2 separate regions of the Homo sapiens genome follow, and region 1 is linked to region 2. The links are chromatin loops, found by intact Hi-C in ENCODE. Cell type or tissue: chondrocyte. All regions are shown on one strand. Links, peaks and the distances in the headings refer to the core of each region. The heading gives the core; the rest is flanking DNA. Region 1 holds the start of C1QL3 (complement C1q like 3). Region 2 has its middle 43 kb from the start of MINDY3.

The links. Hi-C counts contacts between places; a loop is a spot of excess contacts. Peaks named below come from ENCODE experiments on the same cell type or tissue, not always from the same donor. Only the 100,000 strongest peaks of a DNase experiment are listed, where the experiment ranks them.
Region 1: it touches region 2 in a loop (4-fold over the local background); 4 of 110 quality-filtered maps call a loop at or near these places.

What each region holds. Positions count from the first base shown.
Region 1 is chr10:16,516,861-16,527,381 of GRCh38, reverse strand. C1QL3 (complement C1q like 3) reads left to right here and starts at 5,503. Exons shown (of 2, transcript NM_001010908.2): 1 at 5,503-6,904. The coding sequence starts at 6,317. It also overlaps a transcript of PTER not described here. RefSeq lists silencers at 5,563-5,792, 6,063-6,282, 6,593-6,652 and enhancers at 6,952-7,452, 7,453-7,953. In chondrocyte, for the core only: CTCF peaks have their summits at 6,036, 6,240 (motif pointing right), 8,152 and 8,352 (motif pointing right); DNase peaks (open chromatin) are centred at 6,431, 6,756, 7,281 and 7,708.
Region 2 is chr10:15,898,368-15,908,888 of GRCh38, reverse strand. No RefSeq gene overlaps it. Among named protein-coding and RNA genes, the nearest start is that of MINDY3, 43 kb to the right of the region's middle. In chondrocyte, for the core only: CTCF peaks have their summits at 5,923 and 6,122 (motif pointing left); no DNase peak of the experiment used is centred there.

The sequences.
Region 1 (10,521 bases), core at 3,616-8,615, 620 kb before region 2:
AGGTATACAACTACTTCTATGGAACGTACAGCCACTTGCAATAGGTTACTTTTGTCTTCTCTCTTCTCCTCCTGCAACTAAAATACCTTACTTTTAGGACTATGGTTTCAAATTATATCTATTTTTACATGTTACAAAACTATCCCCAAGAGACTGCCTGCATTAGGGAAAAGCTGATATGTCTATTTGCACGTAAGTACCCAAGAGACACGGTATCTGTTTACAGGATGTGCTGCTCCTCGTTGAAGGTAACTTGCTCTGAAGCTACATTCACATAGGAGTGGGGCTGAATACACTTTCCCATGGTGTTCATGTCTCCTCCAGCCTTATTATTTTAAGAGCCAGATTCTAGAAATATCAGTCGCTCTTGGCAAGTTCTGGCTCTGTTGGGGGCTCTCTGCAAACTCTGCTTTCAAAATGCGTGATGCTTTAGGTTTTTTGAACAAAACAAAAAAGTACAGTAAGACAACTACGATTCTCATCACTGCCTGCCCAGTTGACAGCTTCTCACCTGACTTCCTATGATATATCTTTTGTTTGAAAGTTCCCTGTAATCTAATGGCAGCTGCTTTTGGTTCTTTGAATTCACTTATTTTCCTTGTATGATGAGTTATCATGGCTATAGCTTAGGAGGACTTGCTAAGCTCTCAGATCTCATTCTTGGTAACTTTTCCTTTAATTCTACATCAAGTAAGGTCATACGGATTGAACATTCTATGTATGGCAGGTATAAAGTGTCACATCCATACTTGAGATTTCATCCTTTTCTTGACTGATATAGTTAGAATTTTGGACCAACATGAAGCCATACGTTGTACATTGAGTCTTCTGTAATGTGCTGGTAACCATCTCCATTTAGCGGTTCAATAATTTTTGACAATACACCTGCCAAGCTAGCTTTCCAACTTGCCTTCTATAGAGAGTTTCGTGTTGAAAATTCCCTAGAGATGTGGCTATGACTTAGGTGTCTTTCAGAGTGACTGCTCTTCTGGTTCATGTACAAAGTGGGGCCGGGCTCAGTGGCTCACTCTTGTAATCCCAACACTTAGGGAGGCCAAGGCAGTTGGATAATTTGAGGCCAGGAGTTCGAGACCAGACTGGGCAACATTGTGAAACCCTGTCTCTACTTAAAAAAAAATTTATATATATATACAAAAATTAGCTGGTATGGGGTGCATGCCTGTAATCCCAGCTATTTAGGAGACTGAGGCATGAGAATCCCTTGAACCTGGGAGGCAGAGGTTGCAGTGAGCCGAGATCATGCTACTGCACTCCATCCTGAGTGATGGAGTGGGACCCTGTCTCAAAAAAAAAAAAAAAAACAAAAAAAAACCAACTCCCAAAACAACAAACAAACAACAAAACAAAGCAGCCCTCTCTGGCATGTTTGCTTTTTTGAGAATTGTTATCCACAGAAACAGTTCCTGAATATCGACCTCAATAATTTTTAAGTACATTTGCAACTTGTTGACTTGCGGAATTCCTAGAGGACAAAAAGCATGTGTTAATACATCCTACTAGGTCTTACATCTGAAAACTTGGGCTATCAAAGCACAATGAATTCAAATGACCTTGATATAAAACTTTGTCTTCTTACTTTGGAGAAGAGTCATGTGATCCTTGTTTTGAGTTTTGAGTTTTGTTTTGCTTGATATTACAGGAGAGTACACCTTGGCAACTCTCCTGGAGAATTTTGGTGTTCCCCTCAGTTTTATCTAAGTCTAACATACTTACCGTTCATTTTATGCCATTTGTCTTAAGTCAGGCCCTTTGGTTTCAGCTTCCTTTACTAAGCCTTGCATTCTTCCATTCAATTCATAGGCATACACTACTCATTAGTCCTACAATATACTAAGTTGATAGTTGGCAGTTATTAGGCTCTTATTATAAATTGGGTACCATTGTAATTATATGCATTAACTCACTTACTCTTCACAACAACCCTATAATTTAGGTATTAGTGTTATTTCCACTTTACAGAAATGGAAATTGAGCCTCTGGGAGATTAAGAAACTTTCACAGCTCCTAAATGAGGAAGCTAGTATTCAAATTAAGACCCATCTGATTCCAAAGCCATAAGAATATACGGCTTCCCTACATAACTCCAGGCAGACTCTTTCTGGTTAGAAATGTACAGTTCTTCAGTCAAAGGAGTATATGTTCTGAAATGAAATTTGGAGACCGCAAAATTAAAGATAAATAGCAGATCTAGTCCCAATTTTTTTTTGTATTTTTTATGTCTGATTCTCTAGACAGTCCTTGGGTTTGTTAATTTATTATTATTTTTTCCTGTTCTAAGAAATGCTATTTCTGCTTAAGTGCTGCTGGATTTGGAAATCATTTTCATGACTAAATATTTGTCTGCCTGGTGAGAGCCCAGCGTAGGGCTGTGCTGTCCGTAGATACTCAATACTGATTAATGGATGGCCGTGCATGTCTGTGTGGGAGTCGTGTGCTTAGGATCTGCTCAGCTCTCTGAAAGCAACAGAAATGGTGTGGGGAAGAAGAAAATCACAGGATTGTGATCCAACCATGATCACGGCTTTCTGGATTGGACTTCATCTTCTGGAGGGTCCACAAGGTCCAGGTACAGGTGCAATGGGAGTAGGGAGCCTGGTGTTTTCTTGAGAGATGGTTGGGAGATGCTGCAGAAATGAGAGTCCAGGGCCCACTTCCAAGATTCTTATCGAATATGAGAGAAAACTTGGTTCTCTAATGAGGACTGAAGAAAATCAAATATTTTTTTAATTGACACGTTTTCTATTATTATATATATGAAGATGATGAGTAATATGCCATATCAGATGGTTTATCCAAACTGTCAGAACAAGAGCTGAAGCGTGAGTAACTTTGCAGAGAACCTTCTGGGAAATTCAAGCAGTAGAAAGTCTCAGTAACCAGCCATAAGTTCGTTTACTACCAAGTCATCCTTGAAAATTGTGGGGGAACCAAAAGGTTCCCCCAAAGTGCACAGTGAGATACTTCTGGAGGAGAGGAAGGAGACCAAGAATTTAAATTTGCTTCACTACAGAGCCAAATATCCATGTGTTGCCCAGGCTTGTGCAGTTAATAGAAAGTCTGGGGTCAGCCACGTGGCCTGGGAGGGAGTGACTTCATGATGAATGATGACTGCTGAGTGCCTTTCTAAATCTCAGCAGAGCTTTAAAATGTGAGGGCACTCACTTGCAAAATCAAATTTGCTTTGGCGTCAGAGAAAGTAGGAGGAAAGCCTCAGTTACTAGAACTAGTATGGCCAGTCTCGGGCTGGGATGGGATATATCCATATTGTGTAGAGGGGAGTACAGCAGCAAGCTCATTGAATGGCATTGATCCTCCTGGAAGCTCTCTGTTTCGGTCTCATCATCTGCATGAACAGAGAGTCCATTTCAACTCTTAATATTTTATAAGCATTGATGAGCATTTTATGAGCATTTGACTCCAATATATCTTAAGCGTTAGTCAATGGGAAAACTCCACATAGCTTGAGGTTTTGATGAGAACTTCTCTATACATCTCTACCTTTTAAAAACTCCTTTTGTGTCACCTACAGAACTCTTCATAGCAATAGAGAGGCCTTATGAAATTTGATAATCTGGTGCATCAGAGTTTTATTAATATCCTACCCCCCCAGTGCTGGCAGCAAACCTCACCATTTTGTCCTCCAAAAGGAAGGTGACTTTTAAGAAGCAATCCAGAAGGTGTGTTAGGAAAGTAAGTATTATGGCCAGGAGACAACTTATTATGTGTTTGCTCCTTAAAAATATGAAAATAAGGCAGCTCATGTGAACAAAAATATTATGGAACTATGTGTATAATTATGCCCAAGCAATAGGCGCGCATTTATAAAACCACTACCCTAAAATAAAAGTTAAGGGCTTGAGAAGTGGGAAGCCCTATTTTCCAATACCAGGAGCAGTGTGGCTCTCTCAGTAGCCAGGAGGTGGAGACCCCCACCCCGCTGAGCCACACAGCACAGCTTTTAGGGTTGATTCTCCCAGCCAAGGCCTGAAGGAGCTACTGACATTTCTCTTAAAAGAATCATTCAGTCTTTGTTTCCTTCTGTCTGCTCGTTTGACCTTATTTTGTTTTGAAACAGAGAAGAAAGAAAGAAAGAAAGAACTAAATTGGTGGGGTGGACTGGAGTAGGCTGGGGGGCGGGGAGATTGAGGCACAGGGAGGAAAGGAGAAGTCCATGCTGTGACACCCGCAGACAAGATCACAGGCTGCTGATCGTCACCCAGGATGTTACTGTTTGCTTGCTGTAGTCTTATTTGTTCCTGCTTTTCTCATTTCAGATTCTCACCCTGATGTAATAAGTCACCGTCTTCCCAGCCATCATCCTCGTATTGACAAGCAAATGTCACCCACGTTTGATTGACATCTGTTGCTCCTGAATGCAAAAGTATGATTTAGGATTCAATTCTACTTATTTATTTAAAGCCATTCTTGTGTGTCTTATGTATTTGTTGGTGGGGTAACTTGCCTGATATCTACCCTGGAGGCCTTCCAGTAATATGATAAACCATGCTGTTCCTTCTGCAGCTCACCCACTGAGAATGGGGGCTCTTCTTTCTTGTATTTCTCCTACTTCTCCCCTCCCTCAATGTATATTCGGGAAATCTGCTATGGAGCTTATAGAACTCTTTCCATATGCTAGGAAAAGACCTTGCCCAGCACTTGTGCAAAAGCTTCTTGCTTGATCTTTTGACGCCATTTTGACAAGTGGTTATTTCTTGTACATTTAGCGACTTTAAGTAAACGCAACTTCAGGGCCATTGGCGGTATCCCCCGAAAGACTGCTAGAACTGTAAGACTGTAAGCACAGTACGTATGTATGCACTCACCACGGTGCAGCATTTGTAAAAAGGACCAACCCCCTCCTCCCCCAGAGGCGGTGGACATGTTCATTTAAAATCATTCACAAATGTTCTTTGGCTTTTCAACATACCTCACTGTTCTTGGGGCAACATCTTATTCATTTACAAGGCAGAGGAGGAAAACCATCAGGTTAAAAGAAAATCACATCTACCATCTGGAAAATTCTAAAAGGCCCTCCTTCTGTTAACAGTGGCATTTTGAAAACACCTGAAGCACTGATTGTAGAGGAGCTAGCAAAGAAACTGTCAACTCAGCCACCCTCCTTTCAACCTTCACCTCCACCCTCCAACTGGGGCTGCTGGCAGTGGGGAAATCGGGGATTTAGGTGTGACCCTTGAGCTCTGAAAGCTGTCGCACAGCTGTCTCCCTTCCCCAGGTGGGTCCAGCAGGACCTGCCATCGCTTGGTTCAGCAAGGGAGTATTCAGAATCTCACTGTTCATCCATGTGCAGAGAGAGAAAAAAAGAGAGGCCGAAAAAAAAAAAAAAATCCCACATTGTCAGAGTAATGCCAAACTCTCTCTGAGTGGGATGAGCAGAGCAGATGCTGCAATGAGATGCCAAAGCGGCTCCCCTTCCTCTGTGCCTTGGGTGCCTATAAATTGCTCCGGCGCGCGTTTGTCAGCCTCCTCTTCTCCTGGCAGGTGGTACCCAGGCAGAATTCTGCCTTCAGTCTCTCTCTCGCTCCGCTCCCGGCCGTGAGGCGCTCGCCGCTGCTCGCTCGCTCCTCCGCCCCAGCTCTGAGCCTCGCCGTGCCGACCGTGCCCGCCGCCGCCGCCGCTGGGCGCACCCGGGGGACGCCCGGGCCCACGCGGGGCTTTGGGGTGCGCGTCTATTCGAGTTGTGGTGGTGGCAAAGGAGGAAGAGAGAAAGGAGGCAATAAAAAAAAAAGGCAGCGGACGGGCGAACTGAGCGAGCGAAAGAAGAGGAGGAGGAGGCAGAAAAAGGCAACTTCAGACGGAAAGTTGGTGCGAACAGGCGCAGTCTGCAAAAACGGAAAAGTCGATCGCAGGCGGCGGCGGCATAAAAGTGTGAGCTGCCCGGGCGAGCTCAGGAGGCGGCGGCTGGCTCTGCCCTCCCGGTGGCCGCGCCGGCGCCGGCTGCAGCCACAGGTGCGAAGGAGCTCGCGGGGGGCGAGGGCGCCCCGCGCACCCCTCCCCCGGCCCCCACCCCGGGCTCGGGACTTCGGCTCAAGTCACTGGGCGCCCGCGCTCCCTCCCCAGCCGCAGCCTCCGCGGGGGGAGCAGGAGTCGGCAGCAGCGGCCGGCGCACGCACGCCCAGGGGAGTTGGGGTTCGCAGGGGGTTGTTTTCGGCTCTGAAGAGGTCCCCGCCCAACCTTCAAAATTCTGTCCAAAAGCAGACAAGAGGATCGCCCCGCGCTGAGCCGGCTGGTGGGCAGCAGGAGGCGCCTGATCGCCGCCGGGGCGCTGGGGGTGGTGATGGTGCTGCTGCTGGTGATCCTCATCCCGGTGCTGGTGAGCTCGGCCGGCACGTCGGCGCACTACGAGATGCTGGGCACCTGCCGCATGGTCTGCGACCCCTACGGGGGCACCAAGGCGCCCAGCACCGCTGCCACGCCCGACCGCGGCCTCATGCAGTCCCTGCCCACCTTCATCCAGGGCCCCAAAGGCGAGGCCGGCAGGCCCGGGAAGGCGGGTCCGCGCGGGCCCCCCGGAGAGCCCGGGCCACCCGGCCCCATGGGGCCCCCGGGCGAGAAGGGCGAGCCGGGCCGCCAAGGCCTGCCGGGCCCGCCCGGGGCGCCCGGCCTGAACGCGGCCGGGGCCATCAGCGCCGCCACCTACAGCACGGTGCCCAAGATCGCCTTCTACGCCGGCCTCAAGCGGCAGCATGAAGGCTACGAGGTGCTCAAGTTCGACGACGTGGTCACCAACCTCGGAAACCACTACGACCCCACCACCGGCAAGTTCACCTGCTCCATCCCGGGCATCTACTTCTTCACCTACCACGTCCTGATGCGCGGAGGGGACGGCACCAGCATGTGGGCTGATCTCTGCAAAAACAACCAGGTGAGCGCGGGCGGGCGGCGGGGAGGGCGGGGAGGGAGCGCGGGAAGGTGCGGGCGAGAGGGAGGAGACCCCGGAAATGGGGGTGGGAGCCCGCGGAGGAAGGGCGCGGCGGCCGGGCTCCCTGGAGCGACGGCAAGGGGGGACGCCGTCCCACCCTGGAGAGGCGGGGGTCGTGCGCGCAGGAGGGCGCCCCGCGGCCTGGAGAGGGCAGTTCCGGAGTCTGGGACCCTCGATCGGTGCGCGCCCCTGCGAGCGCGACCCTCGAGGGGCGGGAAGCCGGGAGCTGGGTCCCGGGGACAGCTCGTGCGCTGGGGAGTCCCGGCGCGGGAAGCGACCCCTGGCCGTGGGATCCTCCGCAACAGAGGGTAGCTTACGGGCTTTCTGGGGAGTGGAGAGGCCTGGGGGAGTCCGGAATGGGCGTGGCAGGGTGACCGACTCGGGGGTGGTAGACAAAGGCCGGAGGGAGAAACAAGGGCCCCGAAGGAATGAGTCCAAGCAGGGCTCAGCCACAGCGGAGGAGCGACCGTGGGGCTCGCCGTCGCCGAGTCCTTGCGGTGTCCCAGGCCGTGAAACTCACATATAGTCAATTTCAAGGCGCAAACTCCAGTTTCGTCTTCAGCCAAAAAATAGCGGAGGGGAGAGGCAAGGAGTGCTGATAACAAAAAGAATAGTTGAGATTCGGGGGTTCATGCGGTGAAACACAGCGCGCAGCCAGACTCAGAACCCAAACTCTCTATGGAGTCGGAGGACGCTCAGGCAGGTGGCCTGGGGGGCGACCGGTTCGAGCCCAGCCCCGGGTCTATCGGCCTCTGGACCAGCCGGCCAAGAGGATTTGATTCCCTGAGCCGGTCGGCGCCGCTACAAGGGCTACGCATGGGTCTGCAGTATTCTGCTGGGGCCACTTTACTGTGGAGAAATTCGAGGTCATTGCAAAACCGAAGCTTGTTTGATCTCTTAGTCAAAGGAGGAAAATAATATTTGTAACTACCTAAAAGTGTAATGGGACCTTCTGTGCACGCTGAATCAGTAGCCACTGAGGCGAGGCCTTGCAGCCTGCAGCCTGCGGTGTGGGCTGAGTTTCTCGGTTTTAACTTTGCTTATTGAGTGGCATAGGGGATGGCCCGCGACCCTGGCATCGCCATCAAGAGACCTCCTCTCCTGCAGCAACTTTGACTTAACGAGGTCTATTGGGCTTTAGGTAACTCGACCCCTGGACATTCAGAGATTCTTAGCTATAACCCAGGTTTCTGTTAAGCACCATTCAAGCAGGATTCGGAAGACCTACTTCAGTGTCAGAATTCTTTCAAAAGTGAAAGACCAAAAAAAAAAAAAAAAAAGTCCTAAATGCGTAAGAGAGAAAAAAGACAAAAAACGTCCTATTCTCTACCCTATCCTACAAATAGCTTAAGGGACCCTCAGGACACATATAACAAAAAGAGGAAAAATGGCCACCAGGAGGCACTGACAGGGTTGTTTATTATAGTTATTATGCATGAAAATAATATTAAGATAAATAAAAATTATTCACAGAACAGTAAAACAGTTATAGGCAAATGGCTAAAACGGGCAGGACTCACTGTACCAGAATGGAGCTATTGAATCACCCTCACAAAAAGGCTTATGAACAGTCCCTCAGCAGGCAGCCATGAGACACCCCTTTATTTGCAAATTGGCTCTCTTCTGACTCAAAGGTCAGGTCTGGAAAATACAATCGGGCTGAAGAGATGATTTTTAGAGGTATCAATTAAAATGAAATGATTCCAATTTTATCAGCAAATGTGTAAAAATGCTCACATCTTTAAATATCTGGAAATTGCAATTGCATGAAAAAAGAAGGGATTAATACATTTAAATTAGTTTAAATGTTGATGTCTAGACTGCTGAGCCTGTGTATATTACACTGATTTGAAGAAAATAACACCATGTAGGTGTTCTATGTGCGTTTTGTTTTTAAAATTATTTCACTGTTTGGGGTGTAAAATCTTCCTTTGTATCACACTAGCACACACATTCCATGAGGATCAGGAAAAATAGTAAGGTAAAACAGCTGACCTTATAATGTATAAGTCTTTTCATTGGTAATATTAAGCTGCTACTTCTGCAAAAGGTATGCAACAGGTAATTCAGAAAAATAAATCTATAGTGGTAAACATTTTTTTTTAGTTCAGTGTGGACTATTTTGGAAAATGGTTACTACACTACTACAGTTAAGGAATTTTATCTCTAGATTAGAACTATTTTGTCAAGTCCAGTCTGCAGGCAGTTACAAATGAGAAATCTTTTAAAATCTTTTTATTAATTTTAAATAATACTTCACTCTTGCTTTTCAATTATATTCTGGTCTGATCACTTCTTAGAATGGCAGGTTCCCTCTCTGAGCTGACTTAATTTTTCATAAAACAGAAACTCAGAGATCCATGTCAGTGTAATGTTCTATGGATTAAGTGGATTTTGAGAAGCACAAAAATTAAACTAAAAATGCAGTTCCCTCTAAGAGAGAGAAATGCTTCTGGACTGTAACCATATGAGAGCCATTTTATTTATACTTTGTGTAGAATGTAAGATCACAGATGGAAACATCAAAGACCAGTAAATTAACCTGATGTGCCACTTAACCTTTTGTTTATGATTCCACAGAAGTACAATGAAAATGAAATTACGAGAACATCAGTAGCAATTAATTAAATTACAAATGTCACCATAAATATGATCTCTAATGATAGATCCTCACTAATAAGATAATGCTAAAACTATGAAACCTATTGCAGACACAGAAACATATCCCTAAAATGACCGCAGCTCTCATACTCCCCATGAAGCCATCAACCTAAATTTAATCCTACCATTTGTTGAAAGCCCATGACAGTGCATATTAAAGGTAAAAGTTCAACTCAAATAGCTTTACATTTGGAAAGAGGAAATCTCTTTAATGTTGATAATCCTTTTAGCAGAAAACATGAAGAAAAATTGCTATTTGAATACAATCACTCTAATGCCACTATAATAAATAAGCCACTCGAATGAAAACTAATACTGTTTCAGGATTAAAAGCATAAAATAATTAAAGACCAGTTGGTACTCTTAAAAATTTATTAGTTATGGCACCGATGCCCATGAAATATTTTTAAAAGGATGAGTGGTTTGTGGGTTGGTATTCGCTTATTAGAGAGATCAATGACATGTCAAATTCATAATCTTTTTAGGGTTAAAGAAATACGGACTAAACATAAAGCAGAATCTAAATAGTTATCTTGTAATAAGAAAAGATATTAGAGTAAATTCAGGTAGAAATCGGTTGATTGCGCTGAAGGAAGGATGGATCTTATTCCCAGACAGAATGCTGAAATCACTGTACATTTAGGAATCTGGAAACAGCCTCCAGGGTGAACACATTGCCTTCCTCAATAGTTTGATGGCTTGAAAGAATTGTTGAAGTCACTGAGCTGAATACTAGAGCTTGAAATTTCAAGTCCTGTTATATCTTTAGAGTAGGATCAGGTGAGCAGCCATACCAAAATCATGCCAGGTACACTGGAGTATGGCAATTATTTAATTGGGACAGTCTTACGGTACAGTATAGGTTAAAATCTTACAGAATTACATTCATTAAAAAGCAA
Region 2 (10,521 bases), core at 3,208-8,207:
ATGCAAAAGGAAAGCATTTTAGGGCATTGAGAAATGCATTCTCTTATGGGATGAACTATCTCATTAGTGCAAATGTGGTCTTGAACTCTATATGAGGGTGAACCTGAGGCCACAGGCAGTGCCATCGATGGTACACAATTCACTCACATTTGGGCTAATATTATATAATCGAAGGCTTTCTTGGGCTTATCATATCTTGCCACCCAGTGCAGTTCCTGAAGGCCAGGATTGCTTTAAATGCACTCAAAAAAAAAAAAAAAAAAAAAAAAAATCAGGCAGACCCTACTACATTGAGCATTTGTTTTCTGGTTTTGTGCCTTTCTTTCAGCAGGATGGCTATTCCACAGAAAAAATACTTTCAGTATAATAAACTGTCATAACTGTGCCCCAGATCTGCCATTCCCCTTCACATAGACTCTCCATCCTCTGCCATCTTGTTTCTTGCTTGGGAGGTCAACCCCTAAGGCCCATAGCAATAGGTGCTCCTTTCCTCAGGCTTGCTTTTGGGTTAGCAAACAGAGAGTCCCAGCAGATCATCAAAGGGAGAGAGGAAAGCATAGTTGGTTGCCTCAGGCTGGTCATGTCCCTCCACAGAAGGGCACAGTTCTCAAAACACACCATTTTCTCCTTTCAATTTCCAATACCATTATCTCAACTCTTCCTTTTGGTCCTAAGGTTGGCCACACCTGGTATATTAGCCCCAAGGCACTGTACTATCTCGGAATTTCTCTCGGCTCCCGTGCTACCCCTTTTACGTAGTCCCCTTACAAAACACCTCTGCCCCCTCACGAATTATCCTAACTTGAGCGTGCCACCAGATTCTACTTGGGCTTGATTGATGAAGTTAACAGCCTCAGGAAAAAAATGTTTTAAACTCTTAAACGTAATAAATAGCGCTTAGAAATCATGTTAAATTCTTCTGCAAATCAAGAATGTATAACTTTCCTTCTGCTTGTAAAATAAATAGTTAAAACATTTTTAAGTAAAATGACTAAAGAACTTACTAAAGCCTTACTTTATCCTTTACTGGACAATCAACATGTTGCAATATAACCTCTGACTTAAGAGACCATCCTTCATTTTTCACTTAGCACCTGTTACATACCAGACGCTCTGCTAAGCGATGGAGTTGCAGCTATTGATAAGAGACAATCTCTGCCTTGAAGGAGCTCACATATATGCACCGATTATTATAATGCTGTGTGACAAGGGTGATGAGAAGAGAAAGTGTGTTATAACTCAGCTCAAGATACAAGCAAAAGTTTCCAGCAAGAAGAGGGATTTTTTCTTTTTAACTGAAAGAAACTGAACCCTTTTATACCTGGAGGGTAGGAACAAATTTCTGGAAGAGAAGCCAAAAAATAAAGTTAAGAGTAAACATGAAATTAAGGTGTTAGAAGCTAATTACATGTCACTTTTTTAAAAAAGAAACACTTAAACAAGAGACACCTTTTGTTTACGTGGATGATGCAGGGTTGAGTATTTTAAATTATGAAAATCAGTTTCAGCGCTGCAATCCAGAAGGACTCTATCTCCACCCAAGGATTTATGATTACTCAGCCATCTGTGACCAACAGTCCCCACAGAATTGTTCCAAATTTATTCTCCAAAGTTAAGCCTATGATGGAAAAAAAAATCTGGCACCCGGGCAGTACGTGAACATCTGGATTCATTTTGAACAGATAAGAACCAGATACCTGATATTTTAAATTTTTAATGACCATAAGGAATAATGCAGAAATATATTATTCTATTGTAATAAAGTAGAAAGAATTAATTAAATATATTGGAAGCATACTGAAAGTGGTTGCAATACCAAAAGGTCTATGAAATTGCAGAATACTGTTTTGAAGATTTACTTTTAGAAAACAGGAGGCCACAGGGAAAAGATATTGAATCCTAAAAGTCAATTGAATATAGGATTCATTGTCCCAAATTTTGTTTCAATTGGAAGATCGGTCACTGTAACAATTGTTCTTGAAAATGCATTTCAAATTTGAATGTCTGTAAGTTAGATAACACATACATGATATGGCTGGCAAGGGACGGAGTGGACCTCGTTCCCAGAGAACAAAATATAATTATAGAAAAACTAATTCTAACTTGAAAGCCTACAGCTTTAATTACAGCCTTCCTTAGACCAACACACTAACAGAGGAAGGATAATCAGAAGCATCGGCAAGCAGTCCTGATCACTGGGAAAATCTGTCCCAATGTCTACTTTTTCCACAGCCCTTTGTGCTTCTCCAGATTCACTGCAGAGATGAATATATTAATAGATGGAAATGGGCTGGGTGCGGTGGCTCACGCGTGTAATCCCAGCACTTTGGGAGGCCAAGGTGGGCGGATCACGAGGTCAAGAGTTCAGGACCAGCCTGACCAAGAGACCAGCCTGGCCAATATGGTGAAACCCCATCTCTACTAAAAATACAGAAACTAGCTGGGCATGGTGGCAGGAGCCTGTAATCCCAGCTACTTGGGAGGCTGAGGCAGGAGAATTGCTTGAACCCAGGGGGCAGAGGTTGCAGTGAGCCGAAGATTGCACCATTGCACTCCAGCCTGGGTGACAGAGAGAGACCCAGACTCAAAAACAAACAAAACAAACAAAATAGATGGAGATGTAGTTCTTAATCTTGAAAGCTCACATCTATCTCGATTGCATTCTGTTATAGCAGCCTAGACTGAGTAAGACATCTGTACAATCAGAAGCTTGGACAAGGTACCAGTTCTAAGCCAGGCACAGAGGAATCAGGGATGGGTATGTCCTGGCCTTAAGACACAATCTAGTGTAGAGATAATAGGAAGATTCAATAAAGCAAAGCAGTGAGGCTGCTATGGAACACAGAGAAAAGGAACTTAATCCCAGACTTTTTGTGACTCCTTTTCTTCACAGCAGATAAGGCCATGTGAACAATGGGATCATTTGACCTTGAACCCATTGACTCATTCTAGAGTTAGATACAAACCCAACACAAGAAGTAGAATGATATGAAAAGTTACCCTTACATATTTACAAAATTTAAAAGCCCATGGAGGGAATATACAGAAGCATCAGTGGAACAAATTGAGAGTAGAAAATGTTCCCCAAATGGTGATCTCATTATAAGTTAAAGGTAGCACTTCAAATCATTAAGGAAATATTATTTAATAAATATTAATAGCCAACTATACAGCCACTTGTTTTCATTAAACATTTAAATATTTACATGAAAATGACAAATTCCAGAAATGTACCTGGAAAAGGGGTGGATGTAAACAGGCCTGTCTTTCCAGGCCTCAGGAATAACAGCAGAGCAAGGCCTCCAACTCTACTCTTTTGCAAAACACTAGGACGTCATAAGGCCTTCTGTGCAGAGAGCTGGGGATTAGGGTGGTGGCGGGGGGAGAGAGGTCTCAACAAGAGACAATAGCAGGGCCAGAAATAAAAGGTTGGTCCTATGTGATAAAGCAAATCTTGGGCCAATAGTGCCTGTCCCCCAAGAAGCGGACCAGCAAAGGGAGCTGCTCTAGCTTGCCACCAAGAACGATGAATATCCCCTCCTTCCTCCAAATGTAATGAGATTATCTGCACATATTCCTTTATATGAGTTTCTGTATGTTTCCTTCCTGAGAATTTATAAAAAGCCTCTTACTAGGTAAAGTATATGAAGTTTTTAACGTCTGTAATACATATATATATATATATATAAAAAACCAAGATACTTTCTAGAAGGAGTATACCAATTTTTACTCCCACCAACAGTGTGTGATGTGCTGCCAGTATTGAGTAGTAGCTTTTTTTTTATTTTAGCAAATAGGTGAAGAATTGTATCTCGCTGTTATAAATTGTATTTCCTTGTTGCTAATGAGATTCAAATTGCTTTCAACTTTCAGTCGCCTGTGATTATCCTGGTGTGTGTGCATGTGCACACAGATGTGTATGTGTGTGCAAATGTGTGTGTATCCTCTGCTTTAGACTGCTATTCTTTTAAATTGGCTATGTCAGTATAATTTCATCTCTCTACATACCAATGTCTTGTCATGCTGACTATAATGGAACTTGGTCATAAGATCACCCAACATAAGACTTCTAACTGTCAGAGGAAGGTTTTACAGACTGTGCAGAATTTACCTGTTGATAGAGGTTAATTATAAATGTTTGTTCTTTTCTAAATCTTTCCCAATGCCTCAGCGACTTGTGGAGAGATGCCCAAGATTTGGTTTAAGGTAGCTAGACTTATAAATATTTTAGATTAAGTATACAAAATACATTTATTCAATCAGGGTACTACCCCTGATTGTATAGCACCTGTACAGCACTTTTTCTTTCCATTTCAAGTCCAAGTATGGGAACAAGCTCATTATTCTAAACAATGAATAGTACTGGTACCATCTCTTTATAATTTATGTCTTGATTCAACACATAATGCATCTTTTAAAATCATACATTTTTTTCTCGTAAGGGATTCATTTGGCAGGAGACTTTTCTTAATCACATCATGTTTCTTAACAACTCAAAGAGATATTTTAAGACACTTAAATATCTTTCAAATGTTCCCTCCAATTTTTATTTTTAAATCCTTAAATTTCTACTTAGCACAAAGTTTTTCCTTACAACTATTTCTTTTTTAGAATGAATAATAATTCACTGTGAACACATTAATGTAATACTAGTGCAGATCATTTAAAAGCAGTTATTCAAAGTAATAATGCTCATTCTCAGTCTACAATCACTTGGCCACATATTACATCTTGACCCTTTCATTTATTGAGCAACTACTATAAATTGACACTATGCTCTGTCGTCATGAATGTGAACAAGACAAAGACTCAACAATCAAAGTGTTTATAATTAAGGTTGCCAGGTTTAGCAAATAAAAATATTAAATTTTTGGTTAATGTGAATTCTAGATAAATTCTTTTTAGTGTCAGCATGTTTCAAATATTTTATGGGATTTAGTTATACTAAAAAACATTTAGTGGCATGAACCCGGGAGGTGGAGCTTGCAAGGAGCCAAGATTGTGCCACTGCACTCCAGTCTGGGCAACAGAGCAAGACTGTCTCAAACAAACAAACAACAACAGCAAAAAAAATTTAGTTCATCTGAAATTCAAACTTAACAGGGCATTTCATATTTTTTCTGGAAATTTAGTTATGATCTAATAGAAGAATAATAAAAATCATGATGTATTTAATAAAGATAAAATAAACAGTTGTATTAAGCACTAGAAAATAGGAGCTTAAGCTAGGCGTGGTGGCTCACACCTGTAATCCCAGCACTTTGGGAGGCCCAGGTGAGCAGATTACTTGAAGTCAGGAGTTCGAGACCAGCCTGGCCAACGTGGTGAAACGCTATCTCTACTAAAAATACAAAAATTAGCTGAGCGTGGTGGCTCATGCCTGTAATCCCAACTACTCTGGAGGCTGAGGCAGGAGAATTGCTTGAACCCGGGAGGCGGAGGTTGCAGTGAGCCGAGATTGCGCTACTGCACTCCATCCTGGGTGACAGAGTGAGACTCCCTTTCAATCAATCAATCAATCATCATCAATAAAATAGTAGTTTAATCATGCTATGCAAATTGAGAAGTGGAAGATAAGAGAAGGATTTATTAAAGAGTTGTTTCTGAACTGGGTTTCAAGCAAGCAAGTTATATTCAGACAAATGGTAACCACTGGAGTTCCAGAAAAGGGGGAAGGCAGAAGTAATGTTGGACTCAAGAAAAGAGCCACATTTATCCTCATAATTGTGGTCCATTTGGGCTGGCAAAGAAGTTTATACTGGGAGATATAAAACAAGCGGTACCATAAATAATGTAGGTAAGTCTAAAGTGATAAAGTATGAAAAATATGCCGGGCGCCTGTAGTCCCAGCTACTCGGGAGGCTGAGGCAGGAGAATGGCGTGAACCCGGGAAGCGGAGCTTGCAGTGAGCCGAGATTGCGCCACTGCAGTCCGCAGTCCGGCCTGGGCGACAGAGCGAGACTCCGTCTCAAAAAAAAAAAAAAAAATATGCACCACATTATAGTTCTAGTATATTAATTGTAAATTCAAGGGTACAATAGTTCAACAGTACGGCTCGGTGATGTAATTTCTGTCTAGGAAAAACAGCTATTTATATCAAGAGTTATAGCCCCCTCTACTGGTCAAAAGGAGAAAAATCCTCCGTTGATACCAAAATACAGTGGTTGGACAGACTGGATATTTCATTAGAAACCATTTAGTAATATTGGCAGTTTTGTGGAATGTCTTATTTTAAGCTGCACAAGTCTTTTTATAAATACTGCAATTCAGAAACGAATTAATAATACAAAACACTCCAAAAGTTGGGGGATTCCTTTAAAGCCATTAAATGGAAAATGTTAGATTGTTCAAATGAAGCTCACTCAAGTTCTTGCTTTCCTCACCAAGATTAGGGTTCTTTTCTGTCTAATCTGACCAAAAGTCCCCAGATGGCAAACACTAAGTCTGTTATAAAATACATTTTCTAACTACCTATAAAAGAACTATGTGTAAATAAGACTTACTCTGTGAGCCTGTAGAAATACTGCTTTCATCCCAAACCCATGGAAATGAGCACTGCAAGAGCGGCTTAGCAATCTTCAGTTGAAACAATTGGCCCCGAGTGGTTCTTATTGGACCACTTTGGGAGCATTTCTCCAAAGGAAATACTCTTCAGTACACTAAACTTCTTCAGCTGCTAACTTGCTGATTGACTCCTGGGTACCCTCAATTAATCAGCACCACCTGTTTAACAAAAGCAAATCACTCCCTATTGTCTGTTAGATCAACTCTGAAATCTCTCTCTGGCAGGAATTTAATCTCTCCGCCAGCTGGTCTTGACTCACCTGCTCACATTCCTGTCCAAAGCCTGGATTCCAGCGAGGGTTCCTCCTCATTGTTCCCCGCTCTGCCATGGGTCTCCCTGAAAAAAAAAAATCACCCCTACAGGAAAATGTAACTTCTCCTCTCTTTTCAGGGTCTACCTCAAGTCTCCACATCTACTGTACTGTGCAGCTACCACCTACCATGTCTTAACTCTCTAAATCCTTCATATTCATTATGTTTTAGACTTGCTCCTCTATGTCATGTTGTATTTACTGTTTTCTTGTCAATTTCTGAGCCAATACATGTGTAGGACCCCCTGGAAGGTTAATAATTTGGTACCTTTCTAATTCATGTTAGTTACATGTTAATCCAGAAGAGATTCATGGGGTATGAGGAAGCACATAGGGCAGGGACCACAGAGCACAGTCACTACCCTACTGTTTCGAAGACCTTCCTACTTCACTCCCTAAAACACAAGCCCTACAGTATGGCGTATCTCTAAGGGTCTCACCACCCTCTTCCTCACCCTCAAGAAGCTACTTGAAAACATTCATTCCAGACACACATAGTGCATACTCTCAGAAATGATTTGTTTATAGGATCTTCTCGGTCTTGTTATTTTTCTACTGATATTTGGCATGCCCTCCAGACTGAGACACAGCAGTTGCCTGGCTAGCCTACTCTGTGGCCAGCTCTGTATATATTAAAGTAGTGCTTGGCTCCTCAGCTACCATGTTCAGATACTTTATTTTAGTCTTCTGTATGTGCAATGGGATCTGTCATAATTCAGCATACACTAAAACTGTTTTTCTTCTTTTTTTCTTCACCTTTTGAGTTTGGGGTTACATGTGCATGATGTGCAGGTTTGTTACAAAGGTAAACATGTGCCATGGTGGTTTGCTGCATAGATTATCCCATCACCTAGGTATTAAGTCCAGCATCCATTAGCTATTCTTCCTAATGCTCTTCCCCCCTCCACACTGCAGCAGGCCCCAGTGTGTGTTGTTCCCTGCCATATGTCCATGTGTTCTCATGGTTCAACTCCCACTTATCAGTGAGAATATGTGGTGTTTGTTTTTCTATCCCTACATTAGTTTGCTGAGGATAATGGCTTCTAGCTCCATCCATGTCCCTGCAAAGGACATGATCTCATTCCTTTTTATGGCTGCATAGTATTCCATGATGTATATGTACCATATTTTCTTTATCCAGTCTATCATTGATGGGTATTTAGGTTGATTCCATGTCTTTGCTATTGTGAATAGTGCCGCAGTGAACATGCATGGGCATGTATCTTCATAATAGAATGATTTATATTGCTTAGGGTATTATATACCCAGTAATGGGATTCCTGGGTCAAATGATATTTCTACCTCCAGGTCTTTGAGGAATTGTCACACTGTCTTCCATAATGGTTGAACTAATTTGCACTCCCACCAACAGTGTAAAAGTGTTCCTTTTTCTCTACAACCTCACCCGCATCTGTTAGTTTTGACTTTTTAATAATAGGAATTCTGACTGGCATGAGATGGTATTTCACTGTGGTTTGATTTGCATTTCTCTAATGATCAGAGATGTTGAGCTTTTGTTTCATATGTAAAACTCTGGATAAATACTTGAAAAATTGACCATAATCATGGACAATCATCATTATACTGCTGTCTACCATCTCTGGTTTAAGGGCATTAAGGAGGTTTTACATCAGCATTTTGAATTTGTTTATGTTTTCAGGCTGCAAAAGTACAATTCTTTAAGGTATATGTATTACTTCAATAGAAGAATGCCTTACATACCATATAGTTACTTTAGCAATTCCAAACAACCTAAAGAATTTAATTTCTAGCCATATGACTGACAAATTAACCTGACGACACCAACACTAAAGCACTAGAAAAGCTAAATACAAGTTAGCAAACATTCTTCTGGGGCAAAGTACCTAAAAATACATAAGAGAAAAAGGATATTATCCAAAAATGTCAGGTATATTTGACAAAGAACCAAACATAAAATTGGAATATTTATTAGAAAGTAAATTTACTTGTTATAGCAGAAAACCCCTAAATATTCAAACTCTAAGACTATTATATTCACTTCTTTGACATAAGGTTTGTGTCTGCAATTATGTCTCAGCCATTGTGATCCAGAACATCAAGCTATTTTGTGTATATTATATTCAGGATTGAATTTCAGCCAGGACACAGCATAGTACATGAGACATGGCAGATACCCAATAACAGTTCGCTACATTGTTTGAAATGAACAAACCACCTTAGACTAAGTACTCTGATTTAATTAGCAAGCATCAATTTGATTTGAGAGCACCTATTATCTATTAATGAAACAAAAACAGCAGAATATATATATACACACACACACATCACACACACACAATTTATCTGATGAAGTTGCACACTAGGTATACCAGTTGTTCATTGCTACAAAGCAAATTGCTACAAACGTTGTGGCTTTAAGCAATATTAATTTGTTATATCACAGCCAGGTAGGTAAGTAAGAACTCTAGGATGACCTGACTCATTCATGGCTGGATTCTTTTCATAGGGTCTCCCAGTACCGAAACCACGGTATCAGCCGGTTGGTCTATTATTTGGAGTATATGGAAGAATCCACGTCTAAACTCATCCAGATTGTTGGCAGAAGTGGAGGTCCCCGTTTCCTTGCTGGCTATCAGCTGGAAGCCACTCTCAGCTCCTAGAGGCCACCTGCATTCCTTGGCCTCTAGGAGCTGGGAGTGGTCCCATCCATCTTTGAAACCAGCAAAGATGCATCAAATCCCTTTCCAAGCTTTGGATCCCTGATTCGTTTCACCAGTCCATTAAAACTTGGCTTTTAAAGGGGTTCATGTAATTAGATTTTCTCCCTTTTTGCCGTATAATATAATAGAATTTATAATCATGGGAGTGGTATCTCATCATATGCATATTTTCCACGGCACTCAAATGGAATAGAATTACACAAAGGTAAGGACTATTGGGGTCTTCTCTAGAATTCTGCCTACTGCATGCCAAGTGTGTTACTTAGTTGGTAGTTATGCTATATATTAAAAGAAGATAGAACATGGCCAGGTGCAGTGGCTCACACCTGTAATCCCAGCACTTTCGGAGGCTGAGGCGGGCGGATCACCTGAGATCAGGAGTTCGAGACCAGCCTGACCAACATGGAGAAACCACGTCTCTACCAAAAATACATAAATTAGCCGGGCATGGTGGCACATGCCTGTAATCCCAGCTACTTGGGAGGTTGAGGCAGAAGAATTGCTTGAACCTGGGAGGCAGAAGTTGTGGTGAGCCGGGATCATACCATTGCACTCCAGCCTGGGCAACAAGAGTGAAACTTCGTCTCAAAAAAAAAAAAAAAAAGAGAGAAGAAGATAGAACATATACTTATTAATTTAACAAACATCTATAGCACTCCATGTACCAGATGCGATTACTACAAAGATTAATAAACCATAGTCCCTGCCCCCAAGGAGATTGACTTATAAATATGTCTTTACTGTGGTGAGTGCAAGAATGGAGAACTCTTGAAGATATAAGAGATGTGTCTGAAACTTGACATGGGACCCAGATGGGTACTAGCACGAGATACTAAAATCTAAGCAGCATATCAGATGGTAGAGGGCCTTGCACATCATGCTAAGGGATTTGGTTGTATTCTGTAGTTGATACAGAGCCCTTGGTAGTTATCAAGCAAGGGAAT